Regions from separate parts of the Homo sapiens genome. Here region 2 is linked to region 1. Evidence: chromatin loops called from intact Hi-C (ENCODE). Cell type or tissue: right lobe of liver. All regions are shown on one strand. Links, peaks and the distances in the headings refer to the core of each region. The heading gives the core; the rest is flanking DNA.

Region 1 (4,403 bases), core at 274-4,273:
GTATCTATATTTCATATACACATTTCATATACACAATCATAACTTTAAGTTTTTGTACAAAAGGAAGACTAATAGTTAATGTTTCTGAATATTAGTAATGGTTATTTTTGATAATCAGATTAAACGTGGAATGCATTTTATTATTTATAATTGTACAATTTCTAAAATCTCTACAATAAACATATTAAATTTTAATCAAATAAGACAATTTACAAGTGTCTTATAAATAATCAACTAACTTCCCATAGTAAAATGTTCTGCAGGAAAAAATAGAGCTGCTTAATCTCCATAATTAATTCACATTTCCTCAAAAGTTCTGAGCTTTCTAGAATTTCTAAGACAGTATACATATTATATTTTTCATTTTTTAAAACACTGTAATTTTTTATGTGTTGTTATCCTTTTATGTGCTTTCATCCAGCTTCTCACAAGGAGCTTAAAGGAATCAAAAGAGACAATATACATTTTTAAATACCCTGTAAAATACTAAACCAAAATAATAAAATTTCAATATAGAACAGATGCGATAAATCAGCACTTATTGTCATGCACTTTTCAGTGAGTCTGCCATGTGCTCCTGAATGGAAAGATTTGCTATTTATGGTAAGTTATATTTCACAGGGCTTCAGTGACAGCTGGTGTTTAGAAAGATACCCACCTTCACATGTGATCCAGGTCTCTTCTGCTGGGCTGGAGATTCTTCGCTCCCATGGGGCAGACAGGCACTGCCATATGGAGATATGCGTTTTAGGACACTGAATGTCATCCACCCACATGAAACCAGAGCCTGTCTTAGATAAAGGGGCGAGGCTGACAACTCCATTCTCCCCACAGCCCAGCTGCCTGCACACAATGCCTGCTATGGCTGTGGTGATGTTCCTCCTGCCGACGCTGCCCCAGGTCCCGTTATAGAAGACTTCCAATCTCCCAGCACAGCTCTCTGTTTCAGTTTCACTGTAGAGCCTCAAGGCTGTGAATTCTACAGAGAAATACAAAACTTAGTATTAAATATTTCCTTTGGAGTTGGAAAATCCCTCCCCAAGGAATCCATTTTTCCCATGGAAATAATACATTAGGGCTCACAATACAATTTCATAAATCACTCTAACATATTAACAGCATAAATCTGATGGAAACTAAGGGTCTTGTAAGATTTCAGGATGAGTGTGGGTTTCCCAAGAATAGTATTTGAGCTTTAAATTTGTATCAACTTAAGTTAAAATGCAACCTTCTACATTCTACTCTCGAACATAAATTCAATTCAGAAAATAATCAGGAGGTTAACCTCATTTGCAGGGGTGTCCAAGGGAGAGGATACAGTTATGGGTTCTTAGTTTCTGCTTCTGGTCAGGTTAGTAAAGACCCTTCCTCATCCCTCTTTCCTCTTACCACTAGAGACAGAAACTAATAACCATGGCTTCAGGCTACTAAAAGCCTAAAATAAAACAAAACAAAACAACAAAATAAGGCAGATTGGACACGGTTGACAGTGTGTTCTCAGAGCCAGAGTGGATGTCATGTAAGGTCCCTTTCTTGGGGTCTAACATTCTCTGACAGTAAGACCAATCTTTTATTCTTCTCAGTTATGAATGATACCCAGACAAATGTAATATGACAAGGGTATTAAGAAATCAGTATAAGAGAATAGGATTAAAACCAAGTGGATTTTTTGTTTGTATTCCTAGGCCATACACTTTTCACTACACTTTACAATTGTGTTGTGTGTGTGCAAGTGTGTGCACGTGTGTGTAGAGGAGGGTGAAAAGGTAGCAGCACAGACCTGAGCAGATGACCCCTGCGTCCTCCTTGTGCCTGCAGTCGTGCTGCCCCCAGCCGCGGGAAGGGCACTGCCACAAGTGGGACTCCATTCCTGTGCAGTTCAGGTCATCCAGCCAGATGGGCCCTGACCCCTCCCCAAAGTGAGCAGAGACCGTGGCATTGAAGGCCACTCCACAGCCCAGCTTTTGACACACCACGTGGGCATCGCTCAGGTCCCAGCCGTCATCACAGATGGTGCCCCAGAAGCCGTCGTGATAGATCTCTACTCTCCCGGCACAGCGGCTGTCCCCATCCACTAGGCGGAGCCGTTTGTCCTCTTAGAGGAGAAAGTCCAGTTAATAGGTCACATTCTTTAGAGTTGCAGTGTTTCCTAAAACTGATTCTGCTTACCTAAGCAGATCAAAGCACTGCCCTCTGGAACTGCAGACAAATATGGGTCAGATACATTTGCGAGGCATGGAAACAGTGGCTGGGTCAGGCTTCCTGGTGGAGGGTGCAGGAAATGGGGCAAAAGTAAGACCAAAATACATGGAAAAGGTTGAAGAGTTCTGTAACAACATGGAATCTGCAATTGTGATAAGGACTTTTCAAACCCTGTCGTCTATTGAAATCATTTTTATTAATGATGTCTACTCGTAAATCCCAAACACAGAGGTGTTAACTTCCCCTTAGGAATGGTCCTAGTTATCATTATTTCTTACATGTTACTCTTTGACTGTCATGCCTATCCCCCCTCCACCTGCACCCCCATTTTCTTACTCATCTTTCCTTTAATCCCAACTCCCTCTACCATGTCTGGGCTATATTGACAGTAGTTAACCATAAGCACTATTCTCTTACCTGTGCAGATCACAGAGACAGTATTTCCATGGATACAGGGAGGTGCTCCAAGAACTGTCATTTGACAGTTATCCAGAAGTGACTCATTCCCTAAGCAATGAAACCTGTGTCCCCACACACGAACACTTCTTTCTCCAATATATTTTCCTCCTGTGGTTGAGAGAGCAGTCCCACAGCTGAGCTGTCTGCATAGAACACGGGCATCTTCTGGGTCCCAGTGGGTGTCACACAGTGAGCCCCAGTGTCCAAGCACGTTGATCTCCACTTGCCCGTCACACTGGGATTTGCCATTCACAAGTCGGACATCTGTATATCCTAGGAGGAGACAAGGCCATAGAAGAGACATCATGACTTATCAGCTCCAGCCCCAAACTCCCCATCTCTAGCCCCAGCCAATTAAGATTATTTAAAAATCTCACGGGAACAGACAACTCCAACTTCTCTGCTGTGGATACAAGTGTCTTCCGGATGTTGAACAATGGGGCATAATGCAAGGTGAGTTTCACTCCCTTCACACTGGAACTTTTCGGCCCAAGTTAGACCATTCCCTTTTCCAAAGTGATCTCCCACAGAAAGAGATATGGCATCTCCACAGTTTAATTCTCTGCACAGCACATTGGCAGCATGAAGAGAGAAATCAGAATCACAGACAGAGCGCCATGTGTCTGCATGTTTCACTTCAACACGTCCAGAGCAGGGCATATCAGCTCCAACCAGCCTGGGCTGCCTGTGGGCTATAAAATAATATTTCAAAGGTTAGTTTTTAGGGTTTTCCAATATCTATCCCTGTCTCCAGTCTCCATATCTAACCCCAGAGCAATTTTTCTCCATTCATCATTAGAACATCCCATTCGTAGGGGCTCAGAGGACAAGATTAGCAGTACAGACTTAAATTCACAGATCTGGATTACATACCTATTTTCTATGTCTTGGTGACCCACCAATCCTAGATTTAGAACTCATCAGAAGGAAATGAATTGCACAATTTGTTTACATTAAAAAAATACTAAGTAACCTCAGCATTAAACAACACGTGAAGATTTGTAGTCATCTTAAGAAGATGGTGTAATATAAGAATAGAAAGACTTCTACTTACTGGTTAGATCCCAGCAATCCATCTAAATGAGTAATTTATAAACAACAAAAAAATACTGCCCATTATTCTGACTCTATTCTTTGCAGCAAAGCTACTTATATTAGTAATGTATGTTATCTGTCTCCAACCCAGGCATTTTTCCAAACTCCTGACTCATTTATCCAATTTCTACTTAGCATTTCCATTTGGATTTCTTATAGATATCTCAATGTGAATTCTTTGGAGTCCTTTCAAACATCTATCTAAGGCTGCAGACTTCCATATTTCTATTGATGGAACTCCATCATTCCAGACATTCAAATATTTTGAAATAATTCTTGACTTCCATTACATACTATATCTCGCCTTTCAGAAAGTTTTGTTTTCTGTATTTTCAAAGTATGCCCATAATCCCAAAACTTCTCACCCCTTCAACCCTAGCGCCTTGATTGAGCCACCATCATTACTTGCCTGAGTTACTATAATAGATTCCTACAGATTCCCTGTTTCTATAATTATTCCTCTATAGTTCATCTTTTAAAAAAATAAAAATCCAGAGAGGTTATTTAAAATGATGTATCAGGTTAAATCAGTATTCTGCCCCAAATCCTCCCATGACTCCATATTTCACTCAGAGTAAAAATCTAAACTCCTACGAAGACCTGCTTGTCCCTGAGTGACCTTCCCCTGCTCATTTACCCCTTTTGGT
Region 2 (4,403 bases), core at 178-4,177, 270 kb after region 1:
TCCCTGCAGAAATAAAATAGGCCACTTCTCGAGGACGTAGTTCCCAGCCCTCAGAAAGGCTACAGTCAGAGGATGGCAAACTCCATTTGCCAGCCTCCAGCCAATGTCCTTAAAATCCTTCACCAAGCTTTTCACTTGGGAAAGGATAAAACTTATCAGTGTGCTCAGAGATTGTTTTCAGGCAGGAAACCTCTAAATTGGTTAAGCATGTAACCTCTCTAGCTCACTTCCAACAAGAATTAACGCAACTAACAGAAGTCCAACCCCAGGAAACAGAACCACCTTTATTTAACCCAGGAAATTTGGTGTTAGTGAAAACCCTCATCTCTGTCTCCTTCCCTAAGCCAAGCTGGGAAAGGCCCTACACTGTTCTTCTTTCAACACCATTGGCAGTAAAAGTTACAGGAATCAACTCCTGACTTCCACATTCAAGTCAAAGCCTGAACAGCTGAGGGATCAACCTCTGACAGCCCAGAGGCACGTCCTGAATATCAATGTGGAGAAATAGAAGATCTTAAACTGAAAATCATAAAAGATAAGTAACTGAGTGAGGGCTACTCCTACCTCATCGGGTACTTTTTATTATTTCTGCCTTTCCTCTCAAAATCTGCCACCAAATATTAAAATTCCTTTTAAGGCATATTTGCAGCGAGATTTAATTATACATGGGATTGCATTTGTAACTTTGTAGATCCCCAAAGGGAAATGTTATATCTAGGCAAGTAAAGACTTAAACGAAAATTATTTACTATGCCACTCTTGTGGGAAATGTTATAGTTACACCACTATTTGCGATGGAACTATACACCGTGGCACCCACAATGCGGAATTTTGGTTGTAAAATTCTAATTGTTATAATATTTTGCCTGATTATCTTCCTTATCTTAGGATTAATAATTGCAGGAAAGATTTAGTCAAGGTTATTTTGCTTATAGCAGGAGTGATAGTTATGGATAAGAAGCAAGCATAAGGCCGGGCGCGATGGCTCATGCCTGTAATCTCAGCACTTTGGGAGGCCGAGGCAGGTGGATCACCTGAGGTCGGGAGTTCGAGACCAGCCTGACCAACATGAAGAAACCCCATCTCTACTAAAAAATACAAAATTAGACAGGTGTGGTGGCGCATGCCTGTAATCCCAGCTACTCGGGAGGCTGAGGCAGGAGAATTGCTTGAACCTGGGAGGAGGAGGTTGTGGTGAGCTGAGATCGTGCCATTGCGCTCCAGCTTGGACAACAAGAGCGAAACTCCATATCAAAAAAAGAAAAAAAGCAAGCATGAAAGTATAAAAGTTTTACTATCATTAAGTTTGATATGACTTTTTACTGAAAGTTGGTAATAGGATGCATTCTAAACTATTAAAAGAAGTTTATAAAGAAAGATTTTATATAAGGAAGGATTGTGTATGGTAAATTCTTGTCCTAAAAGGAAATGACTGGTTGTTTACAGGAAGGATGTTTAGGACAAGTCAGAGAGTTTGAGTATGTTGTAAGAGGGTCTGTGAAAGTCACAAAAGAATTTACTAATTAAAGGAAAGGAATTGCCAAGATTAATGCTAAAGTTATTTTAGCCACCCAATATCATATTTCTCCCAATCATATTGCAACTCACAAAAATGGCCTATGCCAAAAATTATTCTCTAATGGGAAGTCAAGGGGAAAATGTATGCTTTTCTCAAGGAAAATGTATGCTTTTCTCAAGGAAAATGTTACTTTTATATAAAGTCTCTGGTAATGTACAACGGCATCTAGTGGACGAAAACCGGTATTGCAACCCTTTGGTGTAACTAACAGATTTCAAACTCAGTTATGGTCTACAGAATTCCCTCTAATGGTGGTCATCTTAATACTCATACTCTAACCCTATATTTTAAATCTTCTTGTAAAATTTATCTCTTTTCACCTAGAAGCAATCAAACTCCAAACAACGCTGCGAGCAGAGCCACCCATGGACACACCATTCTTCCTAGAACACTTAGATCAACCTCAGGAGGAGGACCAACTGCTGTCCCTCACGTGACGAGCCTTTTCAACAGGAAGTAGCCAGAAAGAATTGTCATCCAACACCCCTTAACAGCAGTTAGGTTTACTTCTCTTGAGGCAGGGAATAATACAGGAGTTATTAGGAAATAATTTTTAGGCCACTAGAAAGGGTAAAAGTTCTCAGTGGAAATTTTCCTGTCATGAGAAGCAACCCCCAAACCATTTCTTTTCTAACAGGCAGCTTGAAAAACCAGGCCGGCAAGTTTGATATGCAAATGCCAGTGATTAGAAACTAGGTCCACCCAACATGGCCAACATGGCAATTCCCACCCTCTTCTCATTGTCACCACATGTGCCAAGTGTCATAGCCACCTCCAGATAACTCACACATGCTCAGGACATCTTGGTGGCCTGCATTTGGATGTTAAAGGGCTAAGGTGGGAGTGCCAGGGTTTTTTGTGGTCTACGTGAATGACACACCTGGTCAAACCAATCCCTTGGGCCCTATGCAAATCAGACACCTCCTCCTCCAGCTTCCTAATATAACCAACTACTTCCGTACCACACACGAGGTTTCTCCCTTGGAGCCTCACTCCCTCTGTCTCTGTACAGGAGAGCTTCTTCCTTCTTTCCTGCCTATTAAACTCTCTACTCCTTAAAACCACTCAAGGTGTTTCCGTGTTGTTTTATCTAAATCAGCAGGAGACCAAAGACCCTGGTGTTCCTTCATTCATCAGAGCCATATCGCCATTAGGATCCACCTCCAACATTGGGAATCACATTTCACCATGACATTTGGAGGGAACAAATATCCAAACCGTATCAGGCTTATACAGTGAATCTTAAGAAACCAATAGATATCATGGTTTAGACTATTCCTATTAACCGAATATGTTACATGTGAAACTCTTCTACATCTGAGTAAAATAACAACATAAACTTCTGCAAGAGAAAGAATCAGAATACAACATTGATATAAAATTGAGTCTCCTTGTGGGATAAAACAGCAGTATTAAGGTTATGTTTTTGAATAGCACAGGTATAGTAATATCAATGCTAAAACTGGAAGAGAAAGTAGCAAAAGCACAGCTGTAATTAATGCAGATCAAATAAATGATGATTTTTGACATTGAGATATAATTTGTGGTTGTATATTAATAATTGTTGTGATAAGATTAGTAGCACCTAACATTGATGAAATACCTGCTAAGTGTAATGAGAAAATGGTTTGATCTACAGAGGCTCCTCCCTGGGCTAAATTTCCTGCTAAAAGTGCTGTTTTAAAGCTTTAAAATGATTCTACTTCCATAGTTTGCTACTTGAGTGATACATGTATTGCTGTGATAAGAACATAGATTGTAATTCCCCTTCCCTGCAAGAGTAGTATGTCACACCTCATCAGACCACACATGTGAGTAATTGACCTCAACTACTAGACTCCAAAATACATATAAACCCAAGATTTTGACTGACACTTTGACAGCTCAGACTGTGACCTTAGTTAGTTACACAGAAGGCATTTTTATGGTGGACCTTGCCCCCGATCTGTGCTTGCAGCTTGATCTTTCAAGCTGTTTCTTTGTTAGAAAGGAATTCTACCAAGGACATGTCCTAGCTATCTGCCTAACTGGTACTTTTCACTCTCCTCTCATTCGTAAATTTATTATTTATTTATTTATTTATGGGGTTTTTTTTGAGATGGAGTTTCACTCTTGTCCCACAGGCTGGAGTGCAATGGTGCAATCTCGGCTCACTGCAACCTCCGCCTCCCAGGTTCAAGCGATTCTCCTGCCTCAGCTTCCTGAGTAGCTGGGATTACGGGCGTGCACCACCACGCCCAGCTAATTTTTGTATTTTTAGTAGAGACCGCGTTTCACCATGTTGGCCAGGCTGGTCTCGAACTCCTGACCTCAAGTGATCTGCCCTCCTCGACCTCCCAAAGTGCTAGGATTACAGGCATGAGTCACCGCGCCCAGCCTCATTAGTAGATTTAATATTATTATAAAGGAGTTATAAATTAGAATTGCTGTTACTCAGCTTATATGAGTAATTGATGAGTAGGCTAAGAGTTTTTTGTAATTGTGTCTGATTTAGCCCTTCTCATCCTCCTACTAAAAATGATAATATAGCGGTGGTTAATATTATGTTTAGGTTTGAGAAAGAAAATGAACATTTTATCTGAGGAATGTGAGCTCCTTTAAATTATCAAGCCCAGAGGAATATTTAAAATGTGACAGCAGGCTGGACGCAGTGGCTCACGCCTGTAATCCCAGCACTTTGGGAGGCCAAGGCGGGCGGACCATGAGGTCAGGAGATCGAGACCAGCCTGGCTAACACGGTGAAACACCGTCTGTACTAAAAATACAAAAAATTAGCCGGGCGTGGTGGCGGGCGCCTGTAGTCCCAGCTACTCGGGAGACTGAG

The links. Hi-C counts contacts between places; a loop is a spot of excess contacts. Peaks named below come from ENCODE experiments on the same cell type or tissue, not always from the same donor. Only the 100,000 strongest peaks of a DNase experiment are listed, where the experiment ranks them.
Region 2: it touches region 1 in a loop (9-fold over the local background); 12 of 110 quality-filtered maps call a loop at or near these places.

What each region holds. Positions count from the first base shown.
Region 1 is chr12:7,372,662-7,377,064 of GRCh38, forward strand. It overlaps CD163L1 (CD163 molecule like 1), which reads right to left. Exons shown (of 20, transcript NM_174941.6): 10 at 3,039-3,353; 11 at 2,620-2,934; 12 at 2,170-2,262; 13 at 1,781-2,095; 14 at 659-979. Among named protein-coding and RNA genes, the nearest start is that of CD163L1, 69 kb to the right of the region's middle. In right lobe of liver, for the core only: a CTCF peak has its summit at 2,069 (motif pointing right); a DNase peak (open chromatin) is centred at 2,080.
Region 2 is chr12:7,643,838-7,648,240 of GRCh38, forward strand. No RefSeq gene overlaps it. Among named protein-coding and RNA genes, the nearest start is that of APOBEC1, 20 kb to the right of the region's middle. In right lobe of liver, for the core only: a CTCF peak has its summit at 1,750 (motif pointing left); no DNase peak of the experiment used is centred there.